2 separate regions of the Homo sapiens genome follow, and region 2 is linked to region 1. Evidence: chromatin loops called from intact Hi-C (ENCODE). Cell type or tissue: HCT116. All regions are shown on one strand.

What was found. A loop is a pair of places that touch in the nucleus more often than their neighbours do. Peaks named below come from ENCODE experiments on the same cell type or tissue, not always from the same donor. Only the 100,000 strongest peaks of a DNase experiment are listed, where the experiment ranks them.
Region 2: it touches region 1 in a loop (2.1-fold over the local background); 4 of 110 quality-filtered maps call a loop at or near these places.

Annotation. Positions count from the first base shown.
Region 1 is chr9:99,805,097-99,809,096 of GRCh38, reverse strand. LOC101928438 (a long non-coding RNA gene) reads left to right here. Exons shown (of 7, transcript NR_109802.1): 2 at 3,106-3,226. Among named protein-coding and RNA genes, the nearest start is that of NR4A3, 15 kb to the left of the region's middle. In HCT116, a CTCF peak has its summit at 1,650 (motif pointing left); a DNase peak (open chromatin) is centred at 1,645.
Region 2 is chr9:99,298,001-99,302,000 of GRCh38, reverse strand. It overlaps LOC124902231 (a long non-coding RNA gene), which reads right to left. Exons shown (of 2, transcript XR_007061691.1): 1 at 3,946-4,000. Among named protein-coding and RNA genes, the nearest start is that of NAMA, 75 kb to the left of the region's middle. In HCT116, CTCF peaks have their summits at 2,065 and 2,269 (motif pointing left); a DNase peak (open chromatin) is centred at 2,257.

The DNA.
Region 1 (4,000 bases):
GTCATGGTGATTGACTCCCCAGTATTCATCCCACCGCAGGTGATTTGTCTAAGCAGTCATGGTTAATCCCATTTCCCTTGCCGGTGAAGAGTTAGGAATGGCCTGTAACCTATTCTGGCCAATGAGAGATGAAGGAAAAGTCTACAGACGGCTTGAGTGCTTCTGGGAAAGGATTTATTGATTCTAAACAGAGAGAAAAGAAAGAGATGATGCCTCATCTCCCTGTGATTTTATGTTTGAGTATAGTGGCTAGAACTGCTCTATCCATCTTGGGACCATGAGGGAAACTAGCTTTGGGGGGTGCAGCTGATCTAGATGATGACAGAACAGATGGAAGAAACCTGAGCCCTTGATGACCTTCCTGAATTGCTGATTGTATTGTACTTGGTCTGCCTTACCTCTGAACTTCCAGTTCTGTGAGATAATACAGTTCCTCATTGTGTAAGTAGGCATGATCTGCGAATTTGTCATTTGCAGCCAGAAACATCCTGATGTGATACCTACTTTGTCCCAAGCAGATTCACGTCAGGTGGATTTGATATTATTTGGATAGGTTTCTTTTTGCTGGGGCTCTTCCCTCCCCATGTCTTCTGCCTTCATAAAGTGGATGCAGATTCTAACTGGCCAGGTCTTGTCTCTATCTTTTCTAAGGGGCTCTGCCTTAGACCAGGGATCTTCATAGGAAGCAGCAAGGAATCAAACAGCACTCATTGTCTCTTCCAGAGTCTTTTGGGTTGTTTGAATATCTGGTGGTGTGACTGCTACCATTTGTTGTTCATTCCTTCTTTTTCTGATTCTGATTCTGATTTCTTGCTTAGATCTTGGTCCTCACTTTTGTATATTTTGTGTCTCATGCCTGACCTCAAGATTGTTTGATAGATTTATTTTCTTCTCTTCTGCAACTCTTTCCCCTTATCTCCTTCATCCACTCCTTCCTCATCTTGTGACTTGATTTTGTGGCCAGTGGAGACTATTCTAAGCAGATGGGTATATGTTATTTGCCAGGAGCAATAGTGAGTTACATGAGTAATCATACATCTATTTGCTCTAGACTGGTAGAGTAAAAAGTAAGAGTAGTTCACCCCTTGGTCTTCTCATCTAGTACCTTTCACTCATGGCATAGAATAATAGAACTGGAAATGGTCTAGGAGTCAGAGCATTTGAGTCTTCATTATGGCCTAGCCATTTGCTACCTGAAATTTTGGGCAAGTCTCTTAAGTATATTTTTTCCTTAAAGTTTGTTGCTATTGTCTGTCTAATTTTTAAAATAGTATTATAGTGATTCAAATGAAATAATGAACCTGGCAAATGAGAAGGTTTTTTTAAAAAAACACTCAAACTTGGTTGGATTTTCTGTTTATTTTCAGTGAACTAATGTCAAAGTCTCTAAATTGTGTAGTTTGTTAGTCTCTTTGTAGAAAGGCAACGGAGTATGATGTGGGGCATAATAGTACAAGTAATTAGGGATTGAAATTTATATTTTAGTGTTAACTAGGCCTGAAAAAAAGAAAAAAGGCCACACGATATTAAAAATAAAGGTCAGGATGTTGATCTTGAGGCTTATTTCTAGTTCAACCAGAAATTCTGGTCAGCCGAATTAGGGGGAAAGAGAAACCAATAAAAGAAACACCCCCCTCTAGTGGCGAGGGGCCAGATTCTCCACTTGGTTGCTAAGATGGATGAGGGGAATGGATAACTTCTTAGGATATTTTTTGTTTCTTAAGAATTCTGAGGTTGTAGAGTTAGACTACTTAAGGGAGATCTTAGTTCAGGCTTTATTTGTCAGGAAACTTAACACATTTCTCAGGATAACTAGTATCTTGTCAGTCTCATGTGAAATTGGTTAAAAAATGTAGAGGCTACTGTTGTTGGAAGAGGTTCACAGTTTACTTTTATATAGGCCACATGGAGATCATGAAAATTAGGAGACATTTGTTGCTAAACTTCTTATTGGGTCTGAGATGATATAGTAGGTACCTTTATAATCCCATTCACAGGGGGATAAATATTTAAAGTTGTGGGTTATGCCATAGAGTAGTATTAATCTATGTTTGTACAAAATAGTGGCTGTGGATTTCCTAAGTTTTGATTTGAAATTTTTACTGGTGATCCTGAGAACCAAATGTTTAACTTGCATCTTGGGAATGATTTAATTGCTACCTATGGAAAGGCAGTGAAGTTAAGTATATTAAAATAACATCACCCATACTTTAGTGACTCAGGAGGAGCACCTAATGCTTTTTTTTTTTTTTTTTTTTTTTTTTTTTGAGGCAAGGCCTCACTCTATTGCCCAGGTTGGAGTGCCATGGTGCAGTTTCGGTTCACTGCAGCCTTGACCTCCTGGGCTCAAGCAGTCCTCCCACTTCAGCCTCCTGAGTAGCTGGGACTACAGGTGTGCACCACCACACCAGGCTAATTTTATTCATTTTTTGTAGAGATGAGGTCTCCCTGTGTTGCCCAGGCTGGTCGTGAACTGGGCTCAAGGGATTCTCCTACCTTGGCCTCTCAAAGTGTTGGGATTACAGGCATTAGCCACTGCACCTGGTGCACCTAATGCATTCTTGAAGGATGTTTCATCTTAAGGATATAAATCGTTAGTGATAATGATTGTAAGTGATTGTTACATTTGCAAATCTCAAAGTCCATTGAAGTTTTTACTGTTTCAACTTCTGTTTGGGAAAGATTATTTTACATTTGTTTAAAGATTTCTGAAGAGGCAAAATTTCAGAGAATAATATTTTTATAATACTCTGTTAGATCTAAGTTAAGACTGGAATGCCATTCAAATTCAATGGTTAAAAGGCATAAGAAAATAAATTCTTATATCAGACTGCATTATCAATATGCCATTTCCTTATTTTTAATGTCAAACTTCCTTGCCCTGAAGGAAAAAAATTGAAGCTTGCAGTTGACCAGCCATTCCATAACTTGGAGTATGTTTGGTGGCCTTTCTTATGAAATAGTAATGGAAAAATTCCATAGAAAATATAAACTCGTGTGTGGATGAAGTGAGATTATAGAGTTACGAAATTAATTTTTGTGCATAACTTGTGGAGCTGATAGCCTTAATTTATTATTGTACTTCATAAATATACTTTATTTCAGGAAAGAAGAACTAGGTCTGGCAGTAGATCAGAATCTACCTGTTGGGGAAAACCAGAAATAGGAAGAAGAGTTATTAATGGTTCATTCTTGGCTGAGAAGAATTCAGTATGGAATAATTAAGGTTAGTTTAGAGAAATAATATATGATTATGTTAAGGAGTTCACAAATATTATTGAAAGTAAACTGGTTAAAACTGATTTGTTAATGTAAATGGGGCCAATAAACCAATTAGATGATCTCGCTACTAAATTGATGTGATAATAGAGGATATCTGGAGGGAAGTAAAATAGATGATAAGGTTAGTGGTAATGAGACTTCATTAAATCCTAGTACTAAAGAGATACTGTGTACATTAGTGACAGCTTAATTCTATAAATAAAAGTTGATGTTAAGAATTGATATGGGGCCTGTGGTGACTCACACTTGTAATCCCAGAGACTTGGGAGTCTGAGGTGGGAGGATTGCTTGAGGCCAAGAGTTCCAGACCAGCCTGGGCAACATAGTGAGACCCCCCTCTCATTCACTCATAAATAAATACATAAATAGCAAGCCCAATGTGGTGGTGAGTGCCTGTATTCCCAGCTACTTAGAAGGCTGAGCCAGGAGGATCGCTGGAGCCCAGGAGTTTGAGGCTGCAGTGAGATATGATTGCCCCACTGTACTCTAGCCTGGGGGACAGAGCAAGACCCCATCTCTAAAATAATAATAACTGATACAATGTTGGCACTGCTGAAATTAGGCAGGTATTATTTGTGTAAAGAGTTGTAACAAAAGGACTTGATTAAAGAGCCCAGGCTCCAAACTCATTTGAAATTCCAGGTAAAGTATAAGAATAATAATTCATATTTGTATGGGACTTTATAATACTCTGAATGTTTTCATATACAAGATCTCC
Region 2 (4,000 bases), 510 kb after region 1:
CTCCTGGGAATGCAGCCCAGTAGGTCTCGGCCTTATTTTACCCAGCCCCTGTTCAAGATGGAGTCCCTCTGGTTCAAATGCCTCTGACAGTGGGGGTAGAGGGCAGGTATGCAAACTTCCACATTCACCTTGCATTTAGATGTTGCAGACCTATGGCACACTGCCAGAGGTGACTCCCAGAAGTGGTTTACAGGAGCCAGAAGCAAATCTCCAAGTCAGAGTGAGCCTGGGGGAAGACCTGAGGCTCTTGACATGTAATCACTGTAGCCCAGCACATCTGCACCACTGACAGGTCCCCTTTACATAGAGATCTCTACAGGTTGTATTATTCCCATTCTACAGAGGAGGAAAATGAACCACTGAGAGACACAGCAGCTAAACTCAGGTCACACAACTAGTTGACCCAGCCAAGACTCAGGCTAGGTTTCCTGATTCCATCCTCCAGCCCGCTTACCAGCACCTCTCATGGTTACTAAAGCAAGTGACTGTGAGAGTGAGAACCTGCTACATCTGTTGTGTCCCTTCTTCCCTAAGGGCATGTGCAGCTTCTATCAGAGTTGCTAGGAGCCACATCCGCAAAGAGCGTGGTCTTCATCACACATCACTCCAGAAGCAGTGGCTTTTCCACTCCAGGCAGAAAGCAATTTTTTCCTAGTGCCTTCCCAGAAGCAAAGTGGGTAATTAATTGCACTGAATAACACATTAAATGTACTAATAATTGGGTAGTCACAGCAAAATGATTACTTTGAAGAAATATTACCAACTCCCTGTTGTACTTAACATTTCTCCTTATTTATCATTACCATTTTAATCAATAATAGTCACAATACTAACAAATCCATCTTAATTTTAATTGTTTTCAATTTGATGTACCAGTACTTGAGTATTCTGAGCATACTTCATTATTTATATTAATTTAAGAACACTTAAAGGCAAATTACGTAGTTTGTACTTTCAAGTAGGTAGGTAATTATGACAAAGTTTCTCTAGATTCAGCATTTTCATGCATTGAGCAGTGTGAGGTGTCAGGTGTCTGCCCATTTCTGATAGGCTCAAGGGTCAGGGATGGAGAGGATAAAGGAAGACTCTCAAAGCCTCCACTTGAATTAGCATATTCTGGCCTTTTAAAAGAGGTTTGGGTCCCTGAAAGTATGATTAATAGCTCAATGGCTTTGCCTTTACTTATGTTGTCTAGCCTTGAATGCAGCATTCATCCATTCATTCACCATCGCCCAGGGCCAAATACTGCCCTAACACCAGAGACAGAAAGAGAGAGTGAGAAACTTACTGTGAGAAAGGCTGGCCATAGTCAACAGTTGGAATAGGTAAATAACATGTGACTGAAGGAATCGAGGAGTGCTTCTGGGAGGCAGAGGCGTTTTCCTTGGTCTGGAAGGGTGGGTAACATTTGTCAGGGAAGTGACGGAGTGGACTCCAGCTTTGATAGAAAGCCAGTTAGGAGGCTCTGGCAGAATGGGGGCTTTTCAAGGTGACACTGGAGCTAATGACAGAGAAAGTTCAGAAGGAAGAACCATGGCCAGTGTAAAATTGACCCTTGGATATGGCTTAGAGTGGATGATTGGGAGTTAGTGATGCCAGAACGGAGAAAGAGGGAAGCCAGGAGGAGGAAGCCAGGTGGAAGAGGTAAAAAGATGGGTTTCTTAGGAAATCACTAAGTTCTGAGGGCCATAGAGTAGCCAGGAGAGAAATCTAGCAGGTAAAGTGGAGAAGCTGGCTACAGCCCAGAGGAGTAGACAGCCCTGGAGAGAGGGTCTGGAAACCCTCTGGTAGAGAGTCCCATGGGTGAGAAGGGTGACAGTCACAGCTCTTGCCTCTGTGGGCTTCACTTCACAGGTATGTATAAACTGGCCACAGCCTCACAGATTTCAAGCCCCCTTGGAGGGCCCAGCCAAGAAAGTTTCTTCTCCCCTTCTCTGTCCAGCGCCAGCATAAAGGGCACATCTTTTTGAATCAAATTGTACTGAATTGAAATTGCACACCTGTGTTGTCAATGGCCCTGTTTTGTGAGGACATCCTGCTGCCTGAAGGGGAGGATGCAGGGGCTAACATGACTCAGAGAAGTCATGCTGATAATGTGGAGATTAACAGCAATGGATGGGTCTGTGTCTCCACTCTGCATGGCTGGGGTATCAAGGTCCTGGCACCAGCAATGATTTGCTAGGGTGTTGCAACTGGTGCTAATGATTTCTAGAAACCTAGAAGTTATAGGAGGGGAATTTAATGGGAAAGAGGCTCCACCTCCTGGTAATACTCAAAACCAACATTTCTTCAGCGCTTTACAGTTTATAAGCTTCTGTCAGCTTTTAAAATCTCATTTAATTCTCTATCTTGATCTGGGTGGTGGTTACCAGCTGCACATGTATGTTAAAAAAATCATTGAGCTTACAGTTAAGATTCTTGCACTTCAGTCTATGTTATACTGCCATTTAAATTGTGTAAATAAATACACGGATAAATAAATAACCTCTTATTTAATTCTTCTAACCATCCTATGAAGTTAGCAACTTTGTTATCCACAAGTGAAGGAACCTGAAGCTGAATGACTCACCCTGGATGCTGGGCTGATGAGTGAAGTGACTAAGCCAGAATGGACTGGCATGGATTCCTCTGGTGCAATTTGAATAACAGGGATTATAACATCAACAGGGCTTGGAAGGACTGAAGAGGGAGCAATCATGGTGCCAAAGGGCCCTTTGGAGGTCTGTGGGGATGAGATCTGCCGTCTCCACCTGGCCCTCCCTTTCCCTGGGACACAGGTTTGACTTGGGCAGATATCTTTCTAAGTGCACATTTTCTATTGAACCACAACTCAGGGACAGGGAAAGTTCCAGGAGTCTGCATCTCAGGAGTCCTCCACGTTGTTCCCCATTGGTCTCTCAAAGTCCCCTTGGAAATTTGCTCAAAATGAATAATACAAAGTAAAACCATCCTGGCGTTGTCAACAGGTTAGACTTCATACCTTCCTGTTCTTTCAAAAAGGAGCCGCTAACAAGCACCAGAATCTACCTGGCCCTTGGACTTCTGAAAGGGAATAGGAAGCCTGTCCTCCTTCCTGCCTGTGGAAAACAGTCTCTTAAAACAAACAAACAAAACGAAGACAATAGCCTGTGACAAGTAGAAGAACATGCAAAGTGGGAATCCCAAGCAGAATGTAACCAACTCCGCTGGGAGTGTCCAAGGAAGGCTTTACACACAAGGGGTGTGACTCGATTTATGCTTCTAAGCATAAATGAAAGTTTGGTGAGCGGAAAAGAGGAATATGCATTCCAGGCACCAGGAACAGCGTAAGCAAACACCCAGAGGCAAAAGCATATCAGATGAGGTTGGGGAGAAATCATGGGTACTCAGAAGGGCCCGGGAATCTGGTTCCTTTCTTTACATACAAGAACTCCATTAAGGTTACCCTTGTGCCTCACGGATTACAGAAGGGTTGGAGTAGAAGTGCCTCTGGTCTCAGTGGACCTTTAAAAAGGTTTGCAATTCAGATGTGGCAGCCTTTTGTTCTTGTCCTTATGTCCATGAACTCCACAGGACTCAGAAATTCTTAAGTTCAACCCCACAAAATGTTAACGATTTAGCTTTCTCTTGGCTAATCCAGTTTGCAGCCTCCCCATATTCCTCTGCTTAGCAAAGCCCATCCTTAGGAACCTGACCTCCTCCAAGTTTCCAGCCCATTCTCAACTTAAAAGGAGGCAGAGTTTGGATATAGTATTTTCCCTGTGCCAAATAGCATAGTAAATTCATGCTTAACATATTTGTGTGCAACATGCATTTGAAGAATCTTCCAGAAACATGTTCTAGAAACAAGAGACTGCCAATAGCCAGGCCCTGATTTGCCACGCCCTGGAGTGGAGCTTTCTAGTAGAGCCATTCATGCAGTTTCTGGTCCTACCTTTGATATTCAGAAACTTTTTTCTTTAGTACCTGAGAAAATTAATCCACTCCATTTCTCTCCAAGTTTCCAGCATCAAGATGGGAT